Regions from separate parts of the Homo sapiens genome. Here region 1 is linked to region 2. Evidence: chromatin contacts called from ENCODE Hi-C or POLR2A ChIA-PET data. All regions are on one chromosome and are shown on one strand. The core of a region is the stretch at or near the end of the contact, and the rest is flanking DNA. Distances in the headings are between cores, read along the strand shown.

Evidence for each region. Hi-C counts contacts between places; a loop is a spot of excess contacts on that map. ChIA-PET counts read pairs that join two places held with the same protein, here RNA polymerase II (POLR2A). Pooled maps may share reads with other maps.
Region 1: a loop to region 2 is called in a pooled map, with 2.5 times the contacts of the local background. The contact joins two enhancer-like sites. A Hi-C loop is called at or near these places in 1 of 168 maps with a recorded cell type or tissue (CD8-positive, alpha-beta T cell), 4 of 37 single-sample maps with no recorded cell type and 8 of 50 pooled maps. POLR2A ChIA-PET finds 5 or more read pairs at or near these places in 1 of 52 experiments (activated CD4-positive, alpha-beta T cell).

Annotation. Positions count from the first base shown.
Region 1 is chr12:131,091,347-131,095,168 of GRCh38, forward strand. All of the region lies in intron 15 of ADGRD1 (adhesion G protein-coupled receptor D1), which reads left to right. Among named protein-coding and RNA genes, the nearest start is that of LINC01257, 72 kb to the right of the region's middle. RefSeq lists enhancers at 33-132, 593-752. Within about 2 kb of position 2,150, at least 3 of the 41 ENCODE cell types and tissues checked have a DNase peak (open chromatin) inside an H3K27ac peak, as active enhancers do.
Region 2 is chr12:130,816,523-130,820,474 of GRCh38, forward strand. All of the region lies in intron 3 of STX2 (syntaxin 2), which reads right to left. Among named protein-coding and RNA genes, the nearest start is that of STX2, 21 kb to the right of the region's middle. RefSeq lists a silencer at 2,529-2,768. Within about 2 kb of position 2,294, at least 20 of the 41 ENCODE cell types and tissues checked have a DNase peak (open chromatin) inside an H3K27ac peak, as active enhancers do.

The sequences.
Region 1 (3,822 bases), core at 900-3,399, 270 kb after region 2:
CAGAAGCATGAATAAACATAACACTAATGATTGTGTAAATTCTAATACATCCACGCTAAGGGAGATTATTCATCTCTATACTAAAAGAGGAATGATGAAGTCACGAAACGCGGTGTAACTGTGAAAGAATGGGGTTGTCACCATGCCAGTGCGTTTGCAGGGATTTCCAAGGTAACATTGTGTGAAAAGGACAAGACGTAGACTAGAGTGATACATATCCCATTTTTGTAAAGCCACGCCAAAATCCCCTATGCGTGGGTGTGTTTCTGTATATGTGTTTAAATATGCAACATTTGTATCTTGGTATGTGATTATCAGAAAGGCACGGGCAGTGCATTCAAGGTTGTTAGTGGGCCGGGGCGAGGAGGGGGCCACAGAGGTGAGGCAGTGGCAGGAGCTGGGGAGAGAAAGGACTGTAAACACCAGCCTGTGGGCTCTGACCCAGGTGTGTATTTGTGTGGAATTGTGTGATATGATCAAATGAGTAAAGTCAGCCTGCTGGCAGAGGTGTTTCTGAGGCCTGCTACCCAGGGGTGGTGTTTCATGTTCACTGCGCCTTCCTGATGTCCGGGTGCTGAGACACGCCCATGCCTGTGTTTGCTGTATGAATGAGGGTATGGAGGAGTGAGTCTGTTCCACAAGAGGAGAGGAACTTAGGGAAAGAGATGTGTTCTCCTTGGAGGCCAGAATGCCACATGCGTGCTGGTTTAGTCGGTGGATCCCAGTCATGCTGGCACAACTGGTCTGTACTGCCGCAGGTAGGTGGGAGCTCAACTTTCTGTCCTCCCTAAGGACTGGCTGGCAGGGTGCGAGGGAGTGAGGACCTGAGGTTAACACAGGGGTGGATGCAGGTGTGGGCTGGCTCAGCCAGGGACCGAGAGGAGGGCTCAGGCGTGCACTACTCAGCGTTTCTTGCTGAAGCCACACACCCAATGAAGGTGCTGGGCATGGGGACTGGTGCCGTGGAAGGCATTTGGGCCTGGCCTTAGGGAAAATTCAGCTGCACCTACTCCTGGCGCTTGTGTTCCCCGCTCAGGGTGTGCAGGCCAGGGAGGTGGTCTGGTTGTCTAAGGTGGGAGAGCCCCCGATATTGATAGACAGTCCTGCCAAGGCTGCACCCAGTGGGAAGGGCAGTGGTCGAGGAGCGTGTGGGAGGTTGGGAGGAGTCCCAGGGCCCGCCACGGTGCGCTCTTTCTTCCTGCAGGTGGCCACTTCCTCCCAGGCGGCCACTTCCCAGGCTTCAGGCATGGGAAGCGTCCCAGGCATGGGCACCTGCCTTGGGGTGGCTCTGACCTGGGGGGTGCAGGAGCCCTGTGCCAGTACAGGAGCACCTGGGAATGCCAGTCCCCGAGCACCCGCTCCTGGGGCCTGGTGGTCACAGGGAAAAAGCATTTCAATAGGACGGTCATGAACCGTGGTCTGAAGGCTGACTCTGGCCAGTGACTGGGCTTCTCCTAGCCCACAGAGGCTTAAATTTTTAAAAATTGGTTGTCAGTATTCCAAAACACAGACATTTTATCTAAAATTTGGGATTTCTTTTTTTTTTTTTTTAAATAAAACAAGAAGAGGAAGATGTGGCCACGCTGGGCTTCCCCCTCTGGCTGGAAACGATGCTGGAGGCGAGTGGCTACCACCCCTGCACTCAGGGCGAGGTCCCCAGGGCCCCCCGGTCCCCATGGCCTCCCCGTACCACAAGCAGCTGCCCCTCCTCATCACGTTCGCATCGCTCTTCTGCTTTTAGGAGACAGTGAAATGCTTCCTGCTCTTGTCTTGGTGGGAAAGTGACATATGCACTGAGAAGGACTTGGGTTAGAACTGTGGGAGGGAGGATGCTTGTTTTGGCAGCACAGTCCCACCTGGTGGTTATGTCTGCAGGCCCCCACTGGCCTCCTGAGCTGATGCCCTGCCTCTCAGGAGGCATTTGAGGTTGTAGTTTCTGAGTCAGAGGAGTCCGTGTCCTGAAACCAACTGCAGGCTTTTCTGGGCATTTCTAAATCTAGCTATGGGTGGGAAAGGAAGGGCACCGTGGGGGCACACCACGCCTTCCTGAGGCAGGAACGGCAGTGCAGCCTCCGCCCAGACCCATGGTTCTAGGCCCCGTGCCCCGCGGTTACCCAGCCAGGTGCAGCCTTGAGCCTCTCAGATGGGCCCTGGCTCCAGGGAAGGGCACAGGGCGGGCAGTGGCAGGGGCCTGAATTACACGGTGTTGCTGGGAGCTGTGAGAACCACTCTGAGCTGTATTTGCGGTCCCGAGGGTGTGTCACAGGCGGGACTGTGCCAACTGCAGTGCCGGCAGCCGCAGCATGTACAGCTCAAGTCAGAAACAGGCTCCCTCCACGGGGTCTCTGTGTGAATGTTAGCCAGACCACCTCCCAATAACACCTCCTGCATGCAGCTGGGGTTAGTAGTGGCCCCTCTGCCTCCCAGCCAGCTGGACACACAGGTCCCTCCCAGTGATGTGCCAGGTGGCCTTGGGCAGGTGCCTGCTCTGAGCCTCAGTTTCCCCGCTGTGACATGGGTGGGACCCTTTCCTTGTGGAGCTGTGGTGGTGATGAGGAGGCAGAAGTAAGCACAGCTCAGGCCCAAGCACCCAGCCTCAGCAGCACCCAGCCTCAGCACCCAGCCCTGAGCACCCAGCCTCAGCACCCAGCCCTGAGCACCCAGCCTCAGCACCCAGCGTCAGCACCCAGCCTCAGTCCCCAGCCTCAGCACCCAGCCTCGGCACCCAGCCCTGAGCACCCAGTCTCAGCACCCAGCCCTGAGCACCCAGCCTCGGTACCCAGCCCTGAGCACCCAGTCTCAGTACACAGCCTCAGTACCCAGCCTCAGCACCCAGCCCCAAACACTGCCTGACAGAGTGAAGTCACAGTGAGCCATGAGTATGAGGTCCCTAGGGATGTCCTGGCCCTGAGGACCCCTGAGAGTGGAGTGGGAGTGGGGTGGGGTGGAGCAGGCCTGGCTACTGCACCTGGGACTGCAGCCATCCCAGCATTGACCCGTTCATGGCCACAAGTCTCCTTCCATTCACTCTTCATAAGGAAGGTTCAGTCCTGTGGCTGTGGGCACCGGGGCAGGACGGTCTATTGCCCTGTTGATGGGGGTGGGGGTAACTGTGGAGGCTGGAGGGGCTCCAAGGAGAGGCCCCTCCACCCATCCCTGGACCCCTCTAATCCTGGAGGCAGAAGAGGGTCCTGCCTTGCCCAGGAGTAACAAGGAAGTTGGTTTGTTCAGCAGCGCCCCCCCGACTCCCCAAGCAATACTGTGGTTCACCAGTGTCTTCTGGCTGAGTGGGGAGGGCATGCATCCTCAGTACCATCCTCTTAGAGACCCAGAAAATTGTCACCATCCCTTCTGATTTCCCAGCCTGTGCAGTTCTTCCAGAAGGAGAGGGTGGTGGGCAAAGCCTGCTGGGTCCTTCTGCATGGGCTCCTTACCATTCCACCAGCAAGCCCTCCAGGTGCACGGGTGCACGCTGTTCCCGCCCCGCCTTACAGATGAGTTTTCCTGAGCCCTGTCCTGGGCTGCTGAGAGCTGGGCTGGGGATGGGAGCTGGGAGCTCACCCGGGGGAGGCGCAGGGGCATGCGTCCTTCCACCCCCTCCCGTCTCCTGCCCTACCCACCCCTTCCCATGCCCCTCCAGTCTCCCTCGAGACGCCCCCTCTCAGCCCCCAGGGCCCTCCCCTGTACCCTGTGGCCTGTGCCTCTCTGAGTGGAGAGCTGAGTGAGCCCTGGGAACAGGGCTGACACCTGCCACCCCCATCTCTCCCTTCAGTCCCCCCGACTCTCAGGCTGCTGGCCACCTGGGACATTGGGAAATGGGCC
Region 2 (3,952 bases), core at 1,044-3,543:
ATCAGAGACCAGACGGGGATCAGGAACCTCCTCTTCCAGCGGCCTAGGTGATTCAGCTCAATCCTGCTGCTGAGAACAATTAGAAAGGGTAGACACAATACTCTTTCTAAATCTGTGTAAAGCCATTAGAAACCTAACAAGGTGCGAAAATAAATAAAATAAAATAATTAAAAAAAGAAATAAAAACAAAAGAAACCTAACAAGGCAGGAAAGAAGACTCAGAAGAAGAAAACCCAAAGACATGGGCCCCACTTTTGCAGCCACTTTTACCTGGGGGCATGTGCCAACTCCATAAAAGGCAGCTGAGCTGCAGAGAAGCTGAGAAAACTGTGCTGACTTGGAGAGACAATGCCCTAGGAGGAACAGTCAGGTGGGAAGCTGGCCCTCGCAGGGGCTGAAGCCTCAGTCTAAATCATCTCAATCCCTAAAATTAGATCCAGAATTGCTGGTGCTTCTAGCCATCTGCCAGAAATAAAAATAAATCATCTCTTTAAAAAGAAAATACCATTCAGGACTCAAATTATTACTGCAAATAATTCCAATACAAAGCTCAAAACTCAATCAAAAATAACCAGGCAAACAAAGAAAAAAAAAAACACATGAATGAAAACCCAACAAAAAGAGACAACACTAACCCATCCACAGAGGCACCAGCTAATAAAGTTACAAGACACAGACGTTAAAACAATTACATTCAAAGAGATAAAATGTAAGATCATAAATTTTGTCAGAGAATAGGACAGTATTAAAAGGAACCAAGTGGAATTCTAGGAGTTAAAACCAATCCAAAAATAATTCCATAGATGAAGAAAGATTCCCTGACCTGAAAGACAATCGCTGAAGAGAAATCAAACGATAAGTCAGGGAAAACATTTTCAAAATAAAATATATAGAGAAAAAATGATGAAAAATAGAGAACAAAAGAGGAGAGACAGAAAGGATACACTGAAACGCTCTAAAGACATACAATTCCAGCCGCAAAGAGAGATGACAGAAAACGGAGCAAGGATGCTACTTGAAGAAGTAATGGCCAAAGTTTTTCAAAAACACAGCCAGAAAACGTCAGTCCAAAGACTCAAGAAGCCTTATAAGAAGAGGGAAAAAGAAAACGAAAACCACATCTCAAAACTTCACAGTAAAACTGCTAAAACCAAAGACCAAAAACCAAATATCTTAAAAGCTCTAATTAGCTGACAAAAAAAAAAAGTAAAGCCAAAAGACACTGGAAAAATATGTTTTAAATCTTCAGAGTGGTGAAAGAAAACAACTTCTAAACTAGAATCTTCTACTCAGTGAAAATATCCTTCGAGAATAATACTAAACTGAGGATAATTTCAGATAATAGCGAATCTTCACTGAAGGAGGTAAGAAGGAAGGGGAGAGGAACCGCAAGGGCAGGAAGGCCTCGGGTGGGGTGGTCCCAGCCTGTGGTGGGGGCAGCTGGGCTGAAGCAGGGCAGGGGTCCCGGAGCCAAGACTCCCCAGGAAGGCCCTGCAGTGGGAGGGGATGCCGGAGCCTGGCCACGCAGCTCCTTACGGGGAGTACGCGCGGCTTCGTTTCTGAAGGGAGAAGGCCCCGTGAGCTGTCCCCATGCCCTGCAGGGGAGGGGACAGGAGAGGGGTAACACAGTGAGAAACGCTGTTTCTACAAAAAAAAAAAAAAAATATATATATATATATATATATATATATATATAAAATTATCTGGGCGTGGTGGCATAAACCTGTAATCCCAGCTACTCGGGAGGCTGCAGTGGGAGGACTGTCTGAGCCCAGGAGGCTGAGCCTGCAGTGGCAGTGGGCTGAGATCACGCAGCTGCACTCTCGCCTGGTCGACACAGGGAGACTCCTCTGGAGGGTGGGGGGGAGAGGGCGGGGGAGGAAGAATCACAACAGCACTGGAAGGCAGATGCCACCACTAGCTCATTTCACACGTGTGGGAACTGCCCCGGGAGAGGTTAAGTGATGCGTCCAAGGCCACACAGGGATAACCGGTGGGACAGGATCTGAATCCAGAGCCACAGAGGCGCGGCTTCCTCCAGGGCCTCAGGGGCCTCCGCACAAGGAGCCGGGTCTCCATGAGTCTGATTTCCCGCGGAAAAGCACAGAATGCACGGGAGCAGGCGGCGCTGGAGATGGAGACGATGGAGACGGTGCAGACGGTGCAGACGCTGCCCCAGCGCATTCGGAGCGGAGCCCCAGGGAACGGCTGAGGGAACAGGAAGCAGAGAAAACGGGAGCGTGCGCAGCCGCAAGGACGACCGCACCCGAACACAGGGTGCAAGCCAGGCTGACGGCTGACTGCAGGAGCGAATCAAATCCCCGCCGTCCTGCAGGGGGAATCCCAGCCTCGTCGTCACTAAAACCCAAACCAGAATCACACACACTTCATGCTCCTGCAGGGCTGGATCCGCGTCTTGGAGGGCCTGAAATTTCTACGTTTTGCAAAGACGCTCTTTTAATACAAAAGAAAAAAGAAATAATACAAAAGTAGAAAGTGAAAAAAGAAAAATGCAGGTAAAAGGTCCTTCGTCCACCTCTCTGCCCTGGGATCCGCGGCTGCAGGTGGCGCGGCGCGGGCGGTGCTGGGACCGGGGACCCGCCCAGGACCGGCTGCCTCTGGCGCCACCTGGCGGCCGCCGTGCCCAGCCCTGCCCCGGGTCCTGAGGTTGACGGGGGACCTCCGGGAGGGCAGCAGCCCGGGGATCGCCCTGCTCACCGGGACCTAAGCAGAGCGCCTGCCCGAGAATAGGGAGACACGCGGGAGGCGGAGCACAGTAGTCCCCCTTCCTCCCTCCCACCCTCCCCTCTTCCTTTAGGAACAAGGCGGGAAGGCCAAGAGCCTGTCCCTCTCTGCGTTACCCCGGGCCCATCACTGGGAGAGAGGAATCACTGCATTTTGCTTTTTAAAGACTGACCAAGGAAGCGGCTGGAGGCTGCTGCCTACATTTTGGTTCACACTCTGTCACAAAACAAAACACAAAAAAGCAATGGTTTTCTTTAGAGCCCAAAAGGGACTATCATGAAACAGTAACAGTTCTAAATTTACTCAAAAAATAGTTCTCTCTGCTATGACTTGGCAGCAAAAATGTTTTGGAGGTAAATTATTCAAAAAAAAATGCGGATACTTATTCAAATATAATTTCCCTAAGCATTAAGCATGATGTTAACAGATGTTACATAAAAGGTCCTACGGGCAAATAAATGTGTGAAACACTAAACAAAGCTAAACAGGCTTCCTTCTAGGAAGCCTTCTCAGAGCCTTGATTATTCTACGGGTACTGCAACTTCCCAAGAGGGGCTGGGCGACGGCACGAAGAGGTCCCCGGAAAGATCTGGCCGCAGGCAGCACCCTGGCTGCACGGACTAGCTCATGAGACGGCGGCTCCAGAAACATTTTGGGAAACACACTTCTGAGTCACTGAGAGGGCATAAACAGAGGCTCAGAATATTATTTTACAAGATACATAAAATTTTAAAATGCACTTTTTCAATTTAATACTACTTTCTTATTTTTTCAACGTACGGCTACACTAAGTAATATTCCAACAAAAAATGTATTTGCTGGCAACTTTCCTCCAAGACCAAGAATACATGTGCCCCCATCACCACTTCTATTCAATACTGTACTGGAGGTCAGCTAAATAAATCAGTTAAAACTAACAAGCATAAGAGCTGCAAGGAAAAAACGGTCACTATTTATTCACAATTACATGACTGGGTACAGAGACAATCCAACATAAGCTACAGAGAATATCAGAATTAATAACTGATTAGGCAAGGGGTACAAGGCCAATATGCAAAAATCATTGTATTTCTATATACCAACAACAAACAGAGAAAATGACATTTAAAGTAGATACGGCTGGGCACGGTGGCTCATGCCTGAAATCCCAGCACTTTGGGAGGCCGAGGCAGGTGGATCACAAAAGTCAAGAGTTCAAGACCAGCCT